2 separate regions of the Homo sapiens genome follow, and region 1 is linked to region 2. Evidence: read pairs that join two places in POLR2A ChIA-PET (ENCODE). Cell type or tissue: K562. All regions are shown on one strand. Each heading gives the region's core, and the rest is flanking DNA. Links, peaks and the distances in the headings are about the cores only.

Region 1 (5,379 bases), core at 184-5,183, 65 kb after region 2:
TCAGCTTCCCCTGCTTCCTGCCAAGGCTCTGCCCACTCTGCCCATGCCCACTCTGATGGGGCACCACCACTGGCTGCCCATCCTTGTCTTTCTCTTGACACAGACTGGGGTGATTGCATTCTCTGCCAAGGACCAGGCCCAGCTGAATGGCCCCCAGCTGGTTTGCTGAAGCCTGAAGCCAGGGTCTACAGGCAAGAGCTTGGGGAAGGAGGATGGGCTCAAATCCTTTTACTATGCGCTCCCCACCACGACATCTCAGCTCTTCCTCCATTTCTGTCCTGAGAGGTTGGCAGAGATTAGAGGCTGGACAAGAAGGATAAACATTTAGTAAATGACTATTGCAGTCCTGTCCCCAGCCCTGGGACCTCCTCGCAATGCCCAGTCTGGAAACACTGCGGCCTTATGCGGAGAGGGGGCTGTGTGGTGTGGGGGAAGATAACTGGAGTGGGGGAGTCACCCCAGGCTCTCCTGTTGCTCAGTGGTGTGACTTGGGACAAGTTACTTCCTCTCAAGCATAGGAATATTGTGATTTGCCTTTATACCCTCACCCTTAGCTCCATGTGTGAGCTGAACAAGGTCTGTAAACCACAAATATTGGAAGTTGTGTGCCCAAGGTACGGGTGTTGGGGCTCATTTTTCCAGGGAAGCCTGTGAGCACACTGCTGGAGGCCTGGAGCCTCTGAGATGAGCGAGGATCGGAGGACACAGAGCACCTCCTCACCCTGGGCTGGGTGGGAAATGGGCCAAAGGCGAGGGACAGCAAGGGACAGGGAGGACAGGTGGGAAAGGAAGCTGGAGATGTGTGTGTTTGTGTGTTTAAGAATAAGCATGAGTGTGAGTTGCATGTATGATGTGTGCGGTGCGAGTGTGTATGTGTCAGTGTGTGAGCACGTACCTGTGTGTCTCTGTGTGAATGTGTATATCTGTGTGTATCAGTGTGTATATGTATTTGTAGGTTGTGTGTGCATATGTCTATCTCTGTGTGTCAGAATGTGTGTGTGTGTGAGTGTGTGTGTCTTAGTCCATTCAGGTTGCTATAACAAAATACTTTAGACTGGGCAATTTGTAAACAACAGGCCAGGCATGGTGGCTCATGCCTATAATGCCCAGCACTTTGGGAGGCTGAGGCAGGAGGATTGCTTGAGTCCAGATGGAGACCAGCCTGGTCAATATAGTGAGAACCTCGTCTCTACAAAAAATTAAAAAACAAAATTATCAGGCATGGTGGCATGTGCCTGTGGTGCCAGCTACTCGGCAGGCTGAAGTGGGAGGATTGCTTGAGCCCAGGAGGCTGAGGATGCAGTGAGCAGTGATAACGCCACTGCACTCCAGCCTGGGTGACAGAGCTGCGACTCTGTCTCTAAAAATATAAGAATTAAAATGAAACGTCAGAAATTTATTGCTCACGGTTCTGGAGGATGGAAGTCCAAGATCAAGGTGCCAGCAGATTTGGTGTCTGGTGAAGGCCTGTTCCCCATAGATGGTGACATCTGTGTGTCCTCACGTGGTGGAAGAAAGGGGCAAACAGGTTCCTTCAAGTCTCTTTTATGAAGGGACTTAACCCATTCACAAAGGTGTAGCCCTCATGACCTAATCTCCTCCCAAAGGCCCACCTCTTAATACTATTGCATTGGAGAAGTTTTCAACATAGAAATTTTGGAGAGGACACAAGCACTCGGAGCATGGCAGTGTGTATCTTGTGTCTTGATGTGTGAGTGTGCTTGTGTGGGAGGGTGTGAGTGAGTGTGTGTATGTCTGTGTGTGTGTGTGTCACTATGTGTGTATGGTGTTGGTCTGAGGGGTGCAGCAGTACGAGTCATATCTTCAGAGTGGCACCAAGGGACACACTTCTCTCTTGCCTGAGGTGAAGCCCAAGTTGAGATTTGGCCCTGGGAGGAACTAACCAGGATTTCCAGGGCGGAGGGAGGGTACGTGTCAGATGTTGTAAGAAAGCTTGGAAAGAGACCTGTGTGGGGTCCAGGGATTCTGTCCGTGGCCTCTGGACTCATGCAGGTCATTCTGTCCATTTCCTGTCTCTGAACAGGTTGCATCTAAGTCATCTTCATGTACTCAGGAGTGCCTCAATTCAGAAGGACCTCTATGAAAAGAGATCTCCCCATCTTTCTTACTAACCCATGCCACAGTCTTAAATGTATTTATTTTGGAAACTTGGCCTGCTGTGTAATTTGGTTACCCTCTCCCCGCCTCCCCCCCGCCACCAACCCCATATAAATGGACTGTCCTATTTGTACTCAAATAAGAAAACATAAATTTACGTTAAAGGTGAAACATTCTGGTGACAATGTTTCTGCTATTCTGACTGAAATGGCTGACAAAATTTACTAATTGGAAATTTGGGGCAGAACAGAGAAGGGAGATACAAACTGTGCTAATGACTTGACTTAATGATAACTAGCTAGTATTCAGTGTTTATTATGGACCAGGAACTGTCTTCCATGATTTTCCTCTCATAATTCACTTAGTCTTGGCTAGGTGTGGTGGCTCATGCCTGTAATCCCAGCACTTTGGGAGGCTGAGGCAGGCAGATCACCTGAGGTCAGGAGTTCGAGACCAGCCTGGCCAACATGGAGAAACCCCATCTCTAATAAAAATACAAAATTAGCCAGGCATGGTGGCACACGCCTGTAATCCTGGCTACATGGGAGGCTGAGGCAAGAGACTCGCTTGAACCTGGGAGGCAGAGGTTGCAGTGAGCCAAGATCACGCCACTGCACTCCAGCCTGGGTGACAGCGCAAGGCTCAATAATAATAATAATAAATACTTCACTTAGTCTTTATAGCAACACTTTAAGGTAGATATTGTTATCATCCCTATTTCAAAGATGAGGAAATAGGCCAAGGAGGTTAAGTAATTTGCTCAGGACCACAAAGCAGGAAGCAGCAATACCCAGATTTGTACAACGGTCTGAGGGGACTGGGTGGGGGTTGGGAAGATGGGGCTGGGGGCGAGTGGGGAGAGGGGGTGGTTCTGGCTCCAGGACCTCTGTTTTTAGCCAACACTCTGTGCTGTGCAGTGTCCGTATCTCAGTGCGTGAGTTCAGAGATACTCCAGCCCTTTACTGTAAATATTTTCCTTGTCCTCTTTCTTTCTTTTTTTGGCATATCCAACCCCTAGATGCTCTGGTTAAAATGTTCTGACCTTTTCGAAATGGGTATATTCAGTGCATTCCCAAACGCAATCGCGGCCCCTTTAACAGGGCCACTGCAGGAGGAGCTGTCCTATCAGCACCACGGCCGCCGCCCAGTGTGCCCCCAACCCCGGCAGCTGCTGCGGGCGCCTCAAGGGCAGGAAGGGCGGTGGAGAGCGGGGCCAGGAACTTGCGACTGGCCAGTTCTCCAGACCGGGGAGAGAGGGACCGCCGCCGAATACTGGTGCTCGCCTTCCTTTCCCCTCGCCCCCATCCTGGGAGATCAGAGGGAGCTGGTGCTTAGGCTCTCACCACCCTCTGAGTCAGAATGAAATATTTATAGGCCCAAAACACTTCCTTGCTCTGGGGTTTGCAGAGCTTTAATGGCCAGGTAGCCTCCATTTGTCCTGATGGGGCGGGGCCTGGCGCTGGAATGAGGCTGAAAGGCTGGAAGATTGGGGTGGAAAGGAGTTAGGGCTGAGGCCTGGATTTAGGCTGTGAAGTAAGAAGCACAATGTCTGGAGCTAGACTGTTTGGATCTAATCTTGACTCTGCCATTTACTAGCTGTGTGATCGTGAGAAAGTTCCTTAGCCTCTCTGTGCTTCAGCGTCCTTGCCTCTGAAGTGGGAATGATAATAATAGCACCAACTTATAGAACAATTACAAGTTAATATAGGCAAAGCACTTAGAACAGTGTCTGACAGGCAGTCAGCAAATGCAACTAAAAAGTGTTTGATTTAAAAATAAAGTACCAGGGTGAGACTTAGACAGCAGACAGCTGTGGGATGTAGACTGGAAAGGGAGGAGAGAGAAAAGTGTGTTGGATGTGGCTGATACATCATGTTCAGGGGCAGGGACTGTTCCACTTTGCCTGGGAAGCCACCAGCCTCTCAACTCACCTGCCATCCACCAGACTGTCCCATTCTGTGTCTGAATTTGGCAACTTCCCTTTGGGAGGACGGAGGAGGTATGGCTGTTCTCCTTAACATAATTTCTGCCATTTCTTTCTTTCTTTCTTTCTTTCTTTTTTTTTTTGTTTGAGATGGAGTCTCACTCTGTCACCCAGGCTGGAGTGCAGTAGCGCGATCTCAGCTCACTGCAACCTCTGCCACCTGGGTTCAGGCGATTCTCCTGCTTCAGCCTCCCGAATAGCTGGGATTTCAGGCACCTGCCACCGCACCTGGCTAATTTTTGTAATTTTAGTAGAGATGGGGTTTCACCATCTTGGCTAGGCTGGTTTTGAACCCCTGACCTCGTGATCCACCCACCTTGACCTCCCAAAATGCTGGGATTACAGGCATGAGCCACCATTCTTGGCCAATTTCTGCCATTTCTTGAGCACTTCCTATGTGCCAGTCACCAAGCTAGGTGCCTTATCTTTACTCTTTCATTGCTTCTTTATAAAACCCTATGACTACTTATTGCAGATGCGGACTCTGGGCTCAGAAAACTTAACTTTTCTAAAGCCACATAGCAGGAAGTAGCAGAGCTAGGATTTGAACCCAGATCTTCCAGATTCAAAAGCCTTTACTCTTTCCATGACACATTTTTCGAGCTGTCTAGTTTCCTACCCTTTCCACTGTGAGCATTTGGGTGTTATTGTGTGAAGCATGGACAATGTTGTTCCTGTTGATGCTTCAGGTTTCTGATCCAGACCTGGCAGGTGTTCTTATCCTCTTCTGCTCTGCTGGAAGCTCAGGAGAATGAGGCAGCTCAGCCTCTATCCCTGGGTACGTGGGATGGAGGGACACTTGAAAAAGAAGGTTTTTTTTTTGTCTCTGTGATCATAATAAATAACAGAAATACTTGTTGGTCCTTACTATGTGCCAGACACTGTTCTAAGCACTTTCTGTTCATTAACTAACTTACTCTTCACAGCAATCCTATGAGTAGATCCTGTCTCAATCTCATTTTACAGAGGAGAGAACTCAGAGGTTCCGCAATTTGCCTTAGGTCACACCACCAGCAAATGACAGAGCCACGCTTTGGACCCAGGCATTCTGGCTCCAGAGTATATTCTTTAACCACTGTACCACAGAATCTCTTTAAAGAGCAGGAGTCTGTATTGGGGCACTGACGGATAGACCCAGGGGCATGAGGAGTTCTACCATCAAATCCACTACTTCCCAGACCTCAAACCACCAACTACCAACCTGACTGCTCTTCCTAAAAGCCTCCCCAGATCCTGCCTCACTGACAGATCATGACAACTAAATCCCCATGGTACTC
Region 2 (5,365 bases), core at 1-5,000:
CATTCACTGATTGTTGACATTTTGCTAGATTGCTCTGTATATAGATCAATCTATATAATATTTTTCTGAGCCACTTAAGAGTAATTTGTTGCCAGGCCCAGTGGCTCACACCTGTAATCCCAGCACTTTGGGAGGCCAAGGTGGGTGGGTCACGAGATCAGGAGATCTAGACCATCCTGGTCCAACATGGTAAAACCCCGTCTCTACTAAAAATACAAAAATTAGCTGGGCATGGTGGTGGGTGCCTGTAATCCCAGCTACTCAGGGGGCTGAGGCAGGAGAATCACTTGAACCCGGGAAGCAGAAGTTGCAGTGAGCTGAGATGGCACCACTGCACTCCAGTCTGGGAGACAGAATGAAACTCTGTCTCAAAAAAAAAAAAAAAAAAGTAATTTGTTGACATCATGATACTTAACCCTTCAACACTTAAGCATGTTATTTCCAAAGAACAAGGACATTTTTTTTTTTTTGAGATGGAGTTTCGCTCTTGTTGCCCAAGCTGGAGTGCAATGGCACGATCTCAGCTCACCGTAACCTCCGTCTCCCGGGTTCAAGCGATTCTCCAGCCTCAGCCTCCCGAGTAGCTGGGATTACAGGCACGCGCCACCATGCCCGGCTAATTTTTTTGTAATTTTAGTAGAGACGGGGTTTCTCCATGTTGGTCAGGCTGGTCTCAAACTCCCGACCTCAGGTGATACGCCCACCTCGGCCTCCCAAAGTGCTGGGATTGCAGGTGTGAGCCACCGCACCCGGCCAAACAAGGACATACTTCTATGAAGCTACAGCACCACAATCATACCCGTTAGTACTGGATTTAACAGAATTGTTTAATATATGGCCAGAATCAGATTTTCCAGTAGTTTCCCAAATGCCTTTTTGAGAGTGCTGTATACTTTTTCTCAACCCACAGCCTGCTCAGTTAAGGCCTAAATTGGAATTTTCTCTCTCAGCAAAAGGGAAATAAGGTCATGATCCCTAAAATTGGGATAGTGAACCACGGGAGGAGAAGCACTTTGACTTATATCATTTCATGTAATCGTTCCAACAACTTAGCGAGATAGGTACTAGTATTCTCTCCATTTTACTGGTTAGGAAATTGCAGTTCAGAGAGTTATCTAAGTTGCCCAAATAGTATGAGCCATTATTACCACTCCATGCTGCATGTCATATGTAATGATAGAAAAATAAGAGATTATATTTGTAAAAACCTGCGTCTTTTACATTCCACACATTCTGTATCCTCTTCACTAGGTCTTTTTTTAAATTACTATTATTTTTTGAGACGGAGTCTTGCTCTGTTGCCCAGGCTAGAGTGCAGTGGCATGATCTCGGCTCACTGCAACCTCCACCTCCCAGGTTCGAGCAATTCTCTGTCTCAGCCTTCCGGGTAGCTGGGATTACGGGCACCTGCCACCATGCCCGGCTAATTTTTGTATTTTCAGTAGAGACGGGGTTCCACCATCTTGGCCAGGCTGGTCTGAAACTCCTGACCTTGTGATCTACCCACCTCGCCCTCCCAAAGTGCTGAAATTACAGGCGTGAGCCACTGTGCCCAGCCCACTAGGTCTTATGAGGTGTTAGCACATGCTATGCTGTCCCCATTTGACAGAGGAGGAAAGTGAGGCTCTAAGGCTGGGATTTAATAATATTTATGTAGTCATGATCATGTAAATGACATTTACTGATAGTCTTTATGCAGAGCTCAATATACTTAGTTGTGGTTGCTGGGCAGGCTGTAAATAGCTATCAATAAAGGTGTAACTGCCAAGGCAGGAGGATTTCTTGAAGCCAGAATTCAAGACCAGCCTGGGAAACCTAGCAAGACTCACCCCCCAATCTGTACAAAACATTAAAAAATTAGCTGGGCATGATGGCACATGCCTATAGTATGGTCCTCCTGCCACAGCTACTTGGGAAGCTGATATAGGAGGATCGATCACTTGATCCCAGCCAGGAGTTTGAGGTTGCAGTGAGCTATGATTGCACGACTGCACTCCAGCCTGGGTGACAGAGCAAGATCCCATCTCTTAAAAAAATAAAAATAAATAAATAAGTGAATAAAGGTGTTATTGACTGAAGAAGAGAGGTAGAAGAGGGAAAAGGAGGGTCTCTAATACTCTCCTCTTCTACTGAGGGGATTCAAGAGTCTGTCAAAGTGTTAGAAAACAAGAAACCAAATTTTAAGATCAAAGGTACAAGATAACTCATAAAAGTAACTAAAATCAAATATTGGGAGGAAGAAAAGGAGAAAGAGAGTCGGGTTTAGTGTAAGTGCTCTAAACTTGTCTAACTCCTTTGGTAATGATAGATATTGTCTACAGGTGACAAAACAGGGAATAGTTATTAGTATGTTATCTAGAGTTTACGTGGATAACCACCAAAGGAGCTAATAACAGAAAACTATTTGGACAATAGAATGGAGTTGGGAAGAGGTGGGACAGGAAACTGTTGCTTGTTATTATAAGGTCTTCTGTACAATTTGATGGTGACCACCCAAAACAGTAGTGAGGAAGGCAGGCTTTAAATTCAGATATTCTAGTTTTCTCTTTCTTTCTTTCTTTCTTTCTTTCTTTCTTTCTTTCTTTCTTTCTTTCTTTCTTTCTTTCTTTCTTCTTTCTCTCTCTCTCTTTCTTTCTTCCTTCTTTTCTTTCCTTCCTTCCTTCCTTCTTTCTTTCTTTCCTTCTTTCTTTTTTTGACAAAGTCTCACTCTGTCACCCAGGCTGGAGTGCAGTGGAACAATCACAGCACATTGCAGCCTCAACCTCCCCAGGTTCAGATGATCCTCCCACCGCAGCCTCCCGAGTAGCTGGGATTACAGGCATGTACCACCACGCCTGGCTAAATTTTGCATTTTTTGTAGCGAGGGGGTTTTGCCATGTTGCCCAGGCTGGTCTCAAACTCTTAGGTTCAAGCGATCCACCTGCTTCAAACTCCCAAAGTTCTGGGATTACAGGCATGCGCCAACGCGCCTGGCCTTCTGGCTTCTAAATACACAGAGGTGAGCAGGACAAAAGGCCTGGCCTTGGAGGAAGGAAATCTAAGGCTGGGATTTAATAATATTTATGTAGTCATGATCATGTAAATGACATTTACTGATAATCTTTAAGCAGAGCTCAATATACTTAGTTGTGGTTGCTGGGCAGGTTACAGCCTGCCCAGCAACCACAGAGAGGACTGTCTTAAGACCTGGGTGCCGGCCTGGCTCAGTGGCTCACACCTGTAATCCCAGCACTTCGGGAGGCTGAAGCGGGCAGATCATGAGGTCAGGAGATCGAGAACATCCTGGCTAACAGGGTGAAACCCTGTCTCTACTAAAAATACAAAAAAATTAGCCGGGTGTGGTGGTGGGCACCTGTGGTCCCAGCTACTTGGGAGGCTGAGGCAGGAGAATGGCGTGAACCCAGGAGGCGGAGCTTACAGTGAGCCAAGATCTCACCACTGCACTCCAGCCTAGGCGACAGAGCGAGACTCCATCTCAAAAAAAAAAAAAAAAAAAAAAAAAGACCTGGGTGCCCGCCGGGCATGCTCACCCAGAAAGAGCTCCAGGACGCAGCATGCCCATAAGGATGCACCCAACACCCTACATCCCACATGAATTGCTAAATATTTGTTGTAATTTAAAAAAAATTATAATTTCACTTTTTTTTTGTTTTTAAGAGACGGGGTCTTAACCTGTTGCCCAGGCTGGAGTGCAGTGGCACCAATGCAGCTCACTGCAGCCTTGACTTCCAGGGCTCAAGTGATCCTCCTGCCTCAGCCTCCTAAACAGCTGGGACCACAGGCGCCCGCCACCACACCCGGCTAATTTTTGTATATTTTGTAGAGATGGGGTCTCGCTATGTTGCCCAGGTTGGTCCCAAACTCCTGGCCTCAGGATTGCTCCCAACCTTGGCCTCCCAAAGCATTCAGATCACAAGGGTGAACCACCATCCTTGGCCTATAATTTCACTTTTAAAAGTATTTGGTTATCAGCAATTCATTTATTAATAATTTTAAATTGGCTATTTCTTGGTAACCCTGAACATATGCAGAAATTACTGGATCAGAAGAAAAATTTTATCTGTAAGTTATTTTCAAATAGAATGCATTTTTGTGAAAGCTAAAGTTAAGTATTGAAGAAGTTGACACAATGTTACATTTTATAGATGTTTGATTAAATCTTGATTAACTTCAATTTTGTAGTTTTATGTTTGTATTTGGGAACCCAGGGCCTCTGAAAAGCTCCTCGGCTCTGCACTTTCTGTCCTGGGAACATGTGGGGTGGGTGGTCTATGTATGGCCCTGAAGGGCCTCTCGGCAAATGTTTGAGACCCACACCACTCTGGAGCAGTCACCTGACCCAGAGGATGGAGGTTGGCTTGACTGAAGTTCCATAACCTAAATCCCATCCTGCTATCAGAGTTCTTCCTCAGGCCTTCACTGCAAAGGTTCCTCTGGTCTACTCTATGGTCCGTGCTGAATGACTTCATATCCATCCTCTCGTTTACTCTTCATGGCAACCTTATGAGGTGGGCAGGACAAATATTTCCCTTTCTGTAGATGTCAAAATCGGACTCAGAGAGGCTAAGTAACTTACCCAAAGCCACATAACTTTAGGGAATGAGTTGGGGAACCCAAGTCTTCCAGCTCCTGGTCTTTGTCCTTTCCAATACACTCCAGGGTCATGTATAGCAGAAGGGGCCAGTGGACTGGTGTCTTTCTTTTTTTTTTCTTGAGAAAGGGTCTTACTTTTTTGCCCAGGCTAGAGTGCAGTGATGCAATCATAGCTTACTGCAGCCTCAACCTCTCAGGCTCAAGCGATCTTCCCATCTCAGCCTCCTGAGTACCTGGGATTACAGGAGCACACCACCACACTTGACTAACTTTTACATTTTTTGTAGAGACAAGGTCTTGCTATGTTGCCCAGGCTGGTCTGGAACTCCGAGGCTCAAGTGATCTTCCCATCTCGGCCTCCCAAAGTGCTGGGATTACAAACATGAGCCACCTCGCCCAGCGCCACAGTGTCTTTAATGGCTCATAGAACTTAACCACAGACATCATGTCTGTTATACAAATGCAGAAATCATATTGAGCTTTTAAATTTACTTTGCTATCACATTTATTTTGACAAGCGCTTGAGATTTATTTCTCAATAAAAGCTACTTTAAAGTACACCACCAATTTTATCACTTCTGCTCATTTTTACCCAGTCAAAAAAATAACGTAAAAGTGTTACGTTTTGAGGTTCTGTTTCTCATTTTCTCATCAGAGTTGAAAATTACCATTGTGCATGAATTTAGGCCTGTGTTAGGCTGGCAACCCATTAAAACTCCTCTGCTTTTTAGCCGGTCTGGAGCTAATAAGCCGGCCCCTCCCAATTTACACA

Evidence for each region. Peaks named below come from ENCODE experiments on the same cell type or tissue, not always from the same donor. Only the 100,000 strongest peaks of a DNase experiment are listed, where the experiment ranks them.
Region 1: POLR2A ChIA-PET joins it to region 2 with 6 read pairs; 5 of 35 experiments call an interaction of 5 or more read pairs at or near these places.

What each region holds. Positions count from the first base shown.
Region 1 is chr1:201,611,094-201,616,472 of GRCh38, forward strand. The region is part of intron 2 of NAV1 (neuron navigator 1); the gene reads left to right. All of the region lies in intron 1 of LOC124904482 (a long non-coding RNA gene), which reads right to left. Among named protein-coding and RNA genes, the nearest start is that of NAV1, 75 kb to the left of the region's middle. In K562, for the core only: no CTCF peak of the experiment used is centred there; a DNase peak (open chromatin) is centred at 3,268; H3K27me3 peaks cover 697 bases.
Region 2 is chr1:201,546,534-201,551,898 of GRCh38, forward strand. All of the region lies in intron 1 of NAV1 (neuron navigator 1), which reads left to right. Among named protein-coding and RNA genes, the nearest start is that of NAV1, 10 kb to the left of the region's middle. In K562, for the core only: no CTCF peak of the experiment used is centred there; no DNase peak of the experiment used is centred there; H3K27me3 peaks cover 644 bases.